Linked DNA regions of Homo sapiens: regions 1 and 3 are each linked to region 2. The links are chromatin contacts, found by Hi-C or POLR2A ChIA-PET in ENCODE. All regions are on one chromosome and are shown on one strand. Each heading gives the region's core, a stretch centred on a gene start or an enhancer-like site at or near the end of the contact. The rest is flanking DNA. Distances are from core to core; before and after follow the strand shown.

Region 1 (3,590 bases), core at 71-2,570, 1.0 Mb after region 2:
AGTAAATATGTTTTAAAAATCTTTTCAGTTATTTTATGTTTAATGTTAAAATTCCTACCCTCCCAAATAGCAAGGGATACATATGCTTTTAGTGTAAATGTTCTATGCCTTCTTTGTTGTTCTTGTTTTGAGATGGAGTCTCGCTCTGTCGCCCAGGCTGGAGTGCAGTGGCACGATCTCAGCTCACTCCAAACTCTGCCTCTCAGGTTCAAGCAATTCTCCTGCCTCAGCCTCCCGAGTAGGTGGGATTACAGATGTCCTCCACCAAGCCAGCTAATTTTTTTTTTATTTTTCGTAGAGACGGGGTCTCACCATTTTGGCCCGGCTGGTCTCAAACACCTGATCTTAGGTGATCCACCCACCCTGGCCTCCCAAAGTGCTGGGATTACAGGCATCAGTGGCCACACCTGGCCAACTTTTATTTTTCAAGAGAAAGAAGCACATAGTCTATCTTAGTAAATTTTCCCAATGTCTAATGTTGCCTCCAATCTAGAAGCCATGGTTTATATTTAACCTAAATATATGGATGGTTCATAACTTTACTCCAAGAAAAATAGTCACCTTTTTTTTTTAATTTTTTTTCCTTGGTGACCATATTCCAAAGCTTCTAGATATCTTCATCTATAGTTGATTACAGATATATGTATATAGATCTACATCCTTTCCACACGTCATAAACATTGGCAGCATTACCACACCTAGTTTCTGATAGAAGCATTTTTATTTATTGGAATATGGAGGGTTGGCTGGCTCCTGAGAGGCCTCCTAGAGTGGCATGATCTTGGCAGTTTCGTGCAGGTTCACACACTCAGCTTGATCTTTTCAGAGTCTGGAAGTGATTAGGCTCAGGGAAAGACCTAGATATGGCAACTAGAATAGTGAGCAAGTACAACTGTCGAGTGACCTAGACACATGCTGTTAACGAGCTCATTCTTTCAGTGGCCAGGTGGACATGGGATGCCAGATTCTAACCCAAGATTGCTTGATGTGTTGGAATTATAATGGTAAAATAAGGTCTGTGCCAGCCACTCATTAACTCATCTGATTCTCACAAGAACCCTCTGATCTTGGTGGCACAATCATACCCATTTACCAAAGAGGAAGCATAGGCACTTTAAGTGTTCTGTACTTTGCCTGAAGACTCAGCTAGTAAGAACAGAGTTGCAAGCTGGACATGTGCAGTCAGACTCCAAGAGCTCTAAAATCATACTGAGTTCCTCTTGAATACAAACAAAAGGAGTTAATTATATGGTTCAGATCTTTGATAGCATCAGACTATGATTTCCTGTTGCAGCCATTTCCACAACCAGACTCATGTTTGTCTCATGAGTCAACAAGCAGCTAACCTTGGCTGGGAGCCATGTGGCTCCTTTCAAGGGACTATCTACTGTGGTCCTTTAAGTGTAGACTTTGTGGTTTAACTGTCATAAGGCAATCTTAATTTGCTTTATTTTCAGATTCCTAATGGTGGGAGCACACATCACTTTTTACGCTCTAGTTCTTTATGTTTTCTTTTTCCCCCTTTCTGTTTATACATTCTGGTGTTGTGCTTGAATGTTAATATCACAGCATTGGGTATTTGTGTAGACTTGTCCACTGTGACCCTTTCCAGTCCCCTGGCCCCCACCCCCGTAAAGTATAATTTTTCCTAGATTGAATCCCAGAAGTAATATGTACATTATTTCATCTGATTTACTATGATTTTCTTCTCTGATTTCAGAGTGGACAAGATTACATCTGAAAATGCACCAACTAAAGAAACCAATAACATTCCCAACCATAGAGTGCTAATTAAACCAGAGATCCAAAACAATCAAAAAAACAAGGAAATGAGCAAAATTGAAGAAAAAAAGGCATTAGAAGCTGAAAAATATGGATTTCAGAAGGATGGTCAAGATAGACCCTTAACAAAAATTAATAGTGTAAAGCTGAATTCTCTGCCATCTGAATATGAGAGTGGGTCAGCATGCCCTGCTCAGACTGTGCACTACAGACCAATCAACTTGAGCAGTTCAGAGAACAAAATAGTCAATGTTAGCCTGGCAGATCTTAGAGGTGGAAATCGCCCCAATACAGGGCCCTTATACACAGAGGCCGATCGAGTCATACAGAGAACAAATTCAATGCAGCAGTTGGAACAGTGGATTAAAATCCAGAAGGGGAGGGGTCATGAAGAAGAAACCAGGGGGTAAGTGTCTGTCTTGTCATTATGAACCCAGGTTTCTTTGATGCTGTGTTGGTGGAGATTGGTTTCTGAGCTACTGATTAAAATATTGGTTTAAATTGTGTTTTAGCTGTTATAGCTTCATTACTACGTCTTTTGTTTATAATGATCAGATATAAGTATTTATTCTCTGTCTCTTATGTTCTGTCACCCAACTTTGCTAATGGCAAGGAGTCATCCTTCCTGGCCAAGCACAAGGAAAGGCTTGGGTTACAGGCAGAGATCGAGTTTATTTGGGAGAGGGAGGGAGCAAGCCCTGTCCTCCCAACCCACCCCTGTCTTGTCCCCTGCCATTATCACCTCTTCTCTGACTGTCCTCCATTACCAGTTTCTGCAGGTTGGTACAATGCAAGGATCTCCTGAGACAAGTAATATGGAGGCAGCAAAGGCCTACTGCTCTCTAATTCCCAGTCTTATTCTTGGGCTTTCTTTAAATCAGAATGCACATAACTATTAAATTCAAGGCCAGGCGCAGTTTTTCGGCTTGTAATCCCAGCACTTTGGGAGGCCAAAGCAGGAGAATCGTTTGATGCCAGGAGTTTGAGACCAGCCTGGGCAACCTAGCAAGACCCTATCTCTGTAAAAAATTCTTAAAAATTAGCCAAGCATAGTGGTGCATACCTGTAGTACCTACTACTTGGGGGAAGTTGAAGTGGGAGGATTGCTTGAGCCCAGGAGTTGGGAGCTGCAGTGAGCTATGACTGTGCCAGTGCACTCCAGCGTGGCAGCACAGTGAGAACCCAACTCTAAAAAAAAAAATGTAAATATATTTATATGAGCATTTATTCATTTTTGCATGCACCTTTTCTTAATATATTTATTTTGCAACTACTATATGCTAATTGTGGGACCGCAAAGTAAAATAATGAAAAGATACAGTCCAGATACTCACAGAGATAATTCTCTAGTAGAGGAGACAATTGAATAAGTAGATGCAATTTAGTGTGACAAATACAATGAAGGCAGACCAGGGTGCTGTAGGAACACATTTCGGGACAACAGCACAATCTTAAGGATTCAGAGTCTAGGAAAACCTTTGTAGAGGAAGCAAAACACAAGCAGTGATACGAAGAATAACATGCATATTATGGCTTAGATATGCAAAGCGCCAGGCTTGGTAGAGAACAGAAGAATCAAAAGAAATCCAGTATGACTTGATTGTAACTGGGGAATCAATGAGTGAAGAACAGGCTAGAGACATAAGCTAGGAGAGAGAGATTCAGATTGGTGTCTCAGAAATCTGGATAATAAATTGGAGAAAGTTCAAAAGTTACTTAAGTGATTGAAGTGAGAAGAGGATGAGGATGTATTCGGGATATAATTGACAAGTCTAGTTGATTGCTTTGATGTGCTTGATTGCAAACTC
Region 2 (3,575 bases), core at 947-3,446:
TGAAATATGCAGGTAGCCAGCTTCGGGGTCTGGGTCACAACTCTTTATATTAAACTTTAAAGACAACTCTGCTAAGTTCTACCTACTGGCAGAGCGAGTGTTGAAAAATCTTTCCCAGGTTTCGAGCAAGACTACAGGCAGATGAGTAAGGACACTTGTAGAACTCATCTTGCAGTGTGTGTTCTGAAAATTGAGGAATTTTGAACAAAGAAATCACATTTGCTTTAGAGTGGGGGGAAATAAGCCTATTTAGAAAAAAATAGAAGGTTATATATAATTTGACATTGATTTCTTAATGTAACAAGCAAGAAAGTTTTAGAAGGCTGTTCACCATGGAACTTAAAATTTTGACTCTTACAATAAAATGCATAAACAAAATAACCTAATTAATGTTAACATAATAGACAGGAAATCAAATAAACTTGCACGTAAACATTGATTTTTAAATAAAATTTGCATTTCATTGTTGAAGCTTGATCATTCTGTCTTAAATACTTTGCCTAAAAAACGGAGTAGACTACTACCAGGTAAGACAGAAGGCTTTGTGTGTTTAAATTTTAGACATAGGACATAGCCATGAAAAAAGTAAATTTTAGAAGAAGCTTAATTGTTCTCTGGATTTTATTTTAATTAAAAGTGCTACTAAAATAGGTAAGCGTACATGTTAAGCAAGGAAAGATAAATTATTGAAGAACATATTTTCAAAGGAAACAAAGTACAAGGTACATTTTTGTACCCTTTCTTGTTAATGAATAATGACTATCAAACTGTTCTAACCTTAATCTTTGAGTTTTATCAAGATTAGATTGTTCCTTTTCAACCCAGTCCAGCTCTCATAAGTCCTCCTGAAAAATGTATGAGCCTACTTTAATGTGTGGTAAGAGATTTGTAGATCCAAAATGTTTCAATTTTTGAAGGGACTATTTTTCTTAAATAGTGGCTCATTTTAGGAATTAATTTAAAGAGATTTTTAAGGGTTTAGCATAAATGTATTTGGAAAAAATCACTACATGTAAAGTTATTTTTAAAGTCATCTATCTCCCCAGAGTTCCAAAGCTAAGAATTGCAGCTCAGGTTATTATTAAAATATAAAGGTATGATTGTTTTCCTGTGTGACATCACCCTCCACTTCTAGGTCAAGCTCCCATTTTTCTGTGACCTCTCACACCTTTGTAGCTTTAGAACAGAAGGGGTACAAGGGTCAGGGGATGGTGTTGTACAATTGTGAACCTTCAATACTATAAATATCTTTCCATGAGTAGCCCTGAAAGTGATATAATTCTCAACTTTCTCTTCTCTACCCTTCCATGTAAGAAATCATTCTTACAGAAAACTACTATAAATCTAAAAAGAAGAAAAAAGAAGAGAAAAAAACAGCAACAACAAAAGGATCCTACGACATATTTTGGAAACAAGAGTAATCCAATTTATTTTTATTTCCTAAAACTTTCTCCCAGTAAAGCAGGCCTACTTCTGGCAGATCCTATTTTACCTGGATTTAATTATATAATTTCTTGTGTTGTCTCAGAGTCTCCACACATTGTTCAATTTCAAGAGCAGTATACCAAAACAATAAACCACCCACATCTACTTGCTAATCTTATAAATATTGTTTTATTTTGCTGTTCCTTTTCAGATGTTATTAAAAATATTTAAATTGAAATTTACTATGCATCCTAAGGCTAAACTAAAAATTAATATCTTTCTAAATTAGAAAAAAATGAACTTATTAAATTCTAATTAAATAAAGAAAATACCTCGATAGGTGAAACTCACAGAATGGCTAGAATACCTTTTTCAAGGGCTCACCTCTGCTCCTGCAAATTGAGACCACTGGTTTCACCACATCCAACCACCTCCACGTTTAAATGCATAATAACCTTAGCTGTAATTTGAGGGGAAATATGCCCACCTTACACATTTTTAAAAAATATATTTTCGTTTGTATATTGCTGATCAGTATCTTTGGCCCGAATTCTGTTTAGCACAGAGAAGCTCATTTATGGTTGGGTTTTTGGCTTAAATCCTCTATTCATTATGTCAATGCAAACCTTTTTTCTTTTTTTTTCCATATAACCCTTCAGGGTTTGATGGAAAATAGATTTCCAAACACGCCCAACCTGCCAAACAGGAATAAAAGCTTCCAGTGGAAGCATCACGTTCCCTTGAAATAGAAGTGTTTTAGCTTGTGTGAGCGTATTTGACTCTTGAAAAGAAATGAGATCGTGTTTCATTTCAGGAAGATATATGCGTCAGGTAAGAAACTAAAACAAATAAACTTCCTATACTTAACTACATAGCATGATATTTCGACTCAAATATATTATTGAGGCAAAATAGCTCTTTAATTATACTGTGATACAAAAATGGTAGATGAATTTAAAATCAGAGTGAGTTTGTGCCATATTTTGAAACAGAGATATCCAGCTTGTAAATATTCCCCAAAATCTACAACCAGAAGATAGATCTTTCCTGAATAAACTTATTCTTTCTCTCTTTCCCCCCTCCCTCTGCCTCTTTCTTTCTCTCTCTCTCCAGCTAGCTGACACCACAGATTGCATTTGATAACATACCATTTCATCAGAGCCTTGAGCTAATTATTTCATTCATGTCTACTGGTAGATTTTTCTTAGTGTACACTTTTAGTGTCTTGAATCTCGTGCCACTAGCTTGTAGACGGCATCCCCATGATGGCTCCCAGAGGAAATTCTTGTTAAATGGAAGGTGGAATTTCTTAACATATGGGATCCAAACTAGAAGCAACTCCTGCTAGGGAGAAGCTCTGTTCTATTTCCATTTCCTCCCTCTGTGCTGCGGTCCGTCTCTGCTGTTTGCCTACCTCTTTATTCGTAGCTCACTGAGGCCAATGTGAACCTATTGTGTGTCCCAGTTGCCCCCTTATGTTCTTGTCTGATGAACAATTCTATTTCTGAAGCTTAGGATTAAAGTTAGAGATAAGATATACCCCATTCTTTCAAACTAATCATAATATATAACTTGTACATAGTGATCTCCTTTTTAAATGCATTAGCTAATGTAATTATTGCATCTTAGGAAACAGACTCAGAGAGCGAGGTTAAAGAACACATACCCCTCATGTCATTAATAATGTTATTAAGAGCTTGGATTTTAATCAAGGTTTTCTTATTCCAACTCAAGGGCTCTTTCCATGACATGTTATTTATTCTCCACGCATGTCTATCTGCCATCTGAACCAGATAAAAAGCAAGTTTGTGAATTGAGCATAAGAAAATAGTGAGCATAAGAAAATAGCTAACCATGAGTGAGCTGACAAAAAAAAAAAAAAAGACAACTTCTACCTCCTATAGAAAAGGTTCATAGTAGGTGAGTCTTCACTGATTCATTAAATAAGCAAGATCCTGTGATGCCATTGTGAACCCCAAGGCTATGATTTCACTTTTTCTTCTGCCTGAGCTGGAATCATTTTGGTCGTGAGGAAGCCCTCTTCAAGTAAGCAAAACATGGTACAATTCTCTCAGAGCTTAGGAAGAAAACGTGATGAAGTAATCATTTCCAATCTAGAAAAGCATTGTATTGTATTTCTAACTAAATTC
Region 3 (3,262 bases), core at 692-3,191, 1.0 Mb after region 2:
CACATGCTTTTGGTAAGCATGCTCCCTACTGTGGGTAAACCAAACATGTACCAACCCCCCCAGAATTATGATATTCTACTGCAGTAACCAGCCTCTTCTTTTAACATCAGATAGCTAAAGGACGTTATCCTCAAAGTCATGGAAAAGCAGGAAGTTTTTCATGACAAATCAGTTTGCCATAGTACAGTTAAAAAAAAAAAAATACAGGCCGGGCGCGGTGGCTCACGCCTGTAATCCCAGCACTTTGGGAGGCCGAGGCAGGTGGATCATGAGGTCAGGAGATCGAGACCATCCTGGCTAACAAGGTGAAACCCCGTCTCTACTAAAAATACAAAAAATTAGCCGGGCGCGGTGGCGGGCGCCTGTAGTCCCAGCTACTGGGGAGGCTGAGGCAGGAGAATGGCGTGAACCCGGGAAGCGGAGCTTGCAGTGAGCCGAGATTGCGCCACTGCAGTCCGCAGTCCGGCCTGGGCGACAGAGCGAGGCTCCGTCTCAAAAAAAAAAAAAAAAAAAAAATACAGTGCAAGCATACCTATGTATTCTTTTTTGCATGAAAATGTTTAAGGTTTGCCAGAGTCAATAGCTAAATCCTTCTTTATAATTTACCAGTAAATTATTATTTTTTTTTTTTTTTTGAGAATGAAAAACATTTCATGTTTATTTGGAGATCCAGTAGACTGGGGATAGATTGTCAACAGAGTCAGCACCTATATATGTGTCTTTTTATCAGTACATTTTTTAAAAAACAATTATCAAATTCTGAGGAGGAGGGTAAGAAAATCTTTTTTGGGCTGGGCACAGTGGCTCACGCCTGTAATCCCAGCACTTTGGGAGGCCAAGGTGGGTGGATCACCTGAGGTCAGGAGTTTGAGACAGCCTGGCCAACATGGTGAACCCCATCTCTACTAAAAATACAAAAAATTAGCCGGGCATAGTAGTGCGTACCACCCGCTACTTGGCAGGCTGAGGCAGGAGAATTGCTTGAACCTGGGAGGCAGAGGTTGCAGTGAACCGAGATCGCACCACTGCACTCCAGCCTAGGCAACAGAGGGAGACACCATCTCCAAAAAAAGAAGAGGAGTAGGAGGGACAGAGATAAAACTGAGAAAATCCTTGAGCAGGATATGAAATAATAATAATGGCAGAACTGTAAGACTAAATGGATAATGGAGTAAATTAGAATTTAATATGTGTCTCTTAAATTGGCCTATTTAGTGCTCTTACATTATTATCATGGGTCTGTTCTTAGCAGTAATCTGTCCTATTTTTTTAGCTTTTTTTTTTTTTTTTTTTTTGTAACCTATCTCAGTGCTAACTGGGGAAGATCTCCGTCTCTTGGTGTCCCTGCCTCAGCCTCCCGAGTAGCTGTGATTACAGGCACCCACCACCACGCCTGGTGAATTTTTGTATTTTTAGTAGAGATAGGGTTTCACCATGTTGGCCAGGCTGGTCTCGAACTCCTGCCCTCAGGTGATCCACCCGCCTCAGCCTCCCAAAGTGCTGGGATTACAGGTGTAAGCCACCGCGCCTGGCCCAAAGCTTGTCATCTTTATCCCTCAAGTCCCTCACCAAAAAGCTAAAGCAAAAAAATAAAATAATTTAAAAAAAATGGTTCAGAATATCAGTTGCTATTAACGTTGGTCATGTCACAAGCATTTATTGAATACATCTTCCTTCAGAAGGAACTCACTGGGCTTTGAGAGCCGTCAGCACTCTTGCTTTACTATTTGCTTAGACTAGGAACTTAAGGCTGGCACCTTAAAACCCCCAGCGGAAAAGAGGATAACACATAGAGAAAGTGAGGCCGAGTCTCCTCTACAGGCTATGGCTGGGACAGCCTGACACCAGTCTCTCACAGTCTGGCTGACTGATGAAGAAGAAGAAAAACAAGTGGCAGAATAACTGGAAGGACCTAAGGTATGACAAGCCTCCTTGGCATCCTGCCTGCCTCTCCATCACTGTAAGGATGGAGATTTTCCAAATTTGTGAAAATGGCAGAATTAAGTCAGACAAGTGCCTGGAGTTCTATTATGTTCTCCTAAAATCTTGTCTGCCCAACATCAGCATGTATTAAAGTTAAACTGATGACTTTAAACTGGAATTAAATGTACTTTAAAAACAGTTTCACTGAAAATGGAAAAATCATGAGATTCTGTAGAACTGTCTGAACAGATTTTTTTTAGCTGATTACATGTTGGCATGGTGTTTGCTCAGGAGAACAAAGGCTACCATAACACCTTATGTATATGAGATCCCTCATTACCATTTAGTCAGCAAATCTTGGCAATGCTTCTCCTGAATCTTTAGTCAGCAAATCATTTAGTCAGCAAATCTCTGTAATGCTTCTCCTGAATCTTTGCACGCACATAGCAATATTCCTGGTCTCACATCTAGATTTCGTCACGTATCCCGTTTTATTGTATAATAGTCTTGGATATTCCTCATCTTAATTTCCCTGGCTTTGGATAATAAGTTTGTTAACTGTAAGCCTCCACTCTCACATTTGTAACAGAGTAGTAATGTGAACCTTTAAGGGTTGTTAGGGATTAATTGAGGTAATATCTATAAACTTCTGAACACAGTAAGAGGAGCTTGTAAGCCCTCGGTAAATGGGAAGTCTGTGACTGCTGAAATTGAAATTAGGTCCAGTTGCTCATTTGATCTTCCTAAAGCTCCTGCCACATTATGTCTTTTAGCCAACTCAGGAAATGTCACAGACTCCTTTTGCCTTACAAAAAAAAGTCTCTTTTTGTCATTTAAGCCTTCAGTCTTCCACCACCACGCCACAACTTGTGAAATAATTCCTCCCCCATAAACCCGTTTCTCCAGCCAGTGACTCACCATTTCTCAGATACTTCCAAAGCACTCCGTTCTCTGCATGGTGTACCTGTGTAGTGCCTGTTCAACCTTACTGTGTAAGTATCACTTTACAGTTCACAAAGCACCATCCTATACAACATCCCACTTGTTTCACATACACAGGCTCTGCAGCATATGGACCAATTAACCTTTATCCCCATTAAATCAGATTCCATGACTTGCCCAAAATCATAAGCTAGAGTGAAAACCTTGTATTAATGGATTTTCTTTCATCTTTTAAAAATTCTATTTTAACTTCTTTCAAAGTTAATGGATCATTCTGTTCTTAGAGTTTGGCTGCAGTCTTTGTTACCTGAGGAATATCAGCTTCTAGCTATGGCTCTAACAAGACAGCAAAGTGAAAACAAAATGTCCCTACCTATTCTAAAATGCATAATAGTTA

The links. Hi-C counts contacts between places; a loop is a spot of excess contacts on that map. ChIA-PET counts read pairs that join two places held with the same protein, here RNA polymerase II (POLR2A). Pooled maps may share reads with other maps.
Region 1: a loop to region 2 is called in a pooled map, with 2.9 times the contacts of the local background. The contact joins the enhancer-like site here to the promoter of PIK3C2G in region 2. A Hi-C loop is called at or near these places in 7 of 168 maps with a recorded cell type or tissue (CD4-positive, alpha-beta memory T cell, IMR-90, MCF 10A and 4 more), 18 of 37 single-sample maps with no recorded cell type and 22 of 50 pooled maps.
Region 3: a map of CD14-positive monocyte shows a loop between it and region 2 (5-fold over the local background). The contact joins the enhancer-like site here to the promoter of PIK3C2G in region 2. A Hi-C loop is called at or near these places in 8 of 168 maps with a recorded cell type or tissue (CD14-positive monocyte, CD4-positive, alpha-beta memory T cell, IMR-90 and 5 more), 19 of 37 single-sample maps with no recorded cell type and 25 of 50 pooled maps. POLR2A ChIA-PET finds 5 or more read pairs at or near these places in 1 of 52 experiments (PC-9).

Annotation. Positions count from the first base shown.
Region 1 is chr12:19,272,796-19,276,385 of GRCh38, forward strand. It overlaps PLEKHA5 (pleckstrin homology domain containing A5), which reads left to right. Exons shown (of 32, transcript NM_001256470.2): 11 at 1,721-2,188. It overlaps LOC124902892 (a long non-coding RNA gene), which reads right to left. Exons shown (of 3, transcript XR_007063235.1): 3 at 2,889-2,970. Among named protein-coding and RNA genes, the nearest start is that of PLEKHA5, 140 kb to the left of the region's middle. Within about 2 kb of position 1,321, at least 9 of the 41 ENCODE cell types and tissues checked have a DNase peak (open chromatin) inside an H3K27ac peak, as active enhancers do; they include PC-9, endothelial cell of umbilical vein and heart right ventricle, where a contact is called at or near this core.
Region 2 is chr12:18,259,322-18,262,896 of GRCh38, forward strand. PIK3C2G (phosphatidylinositol-4-phosphate 3-kinase catalytic subunit type 2 gamma) reads left to right here and starts at 2,197. Exons shown (of 33, transcript NM_001288772.2): 1 at 2,197-2,256.
Region 3 is chr12:19,297,135-19,300,396 of GRCh38, forward strand. All of the region lies in intron 15 of PLEKHA5 (pleckstrin homology domain containing A5), which reads left to right. Among named protein-coding and RNA genes, the nearest start is that of AEBP2, 140 kb to the right of the region's middle. Within about 2 kb of position 1,942, at least 2 of the 41 ENCODE cell types and tissues checked have a DNase peak (open chromatin) inside an H3K27ac peak, as active enhancers do; they include PC-9, where a contact is called at or near this core.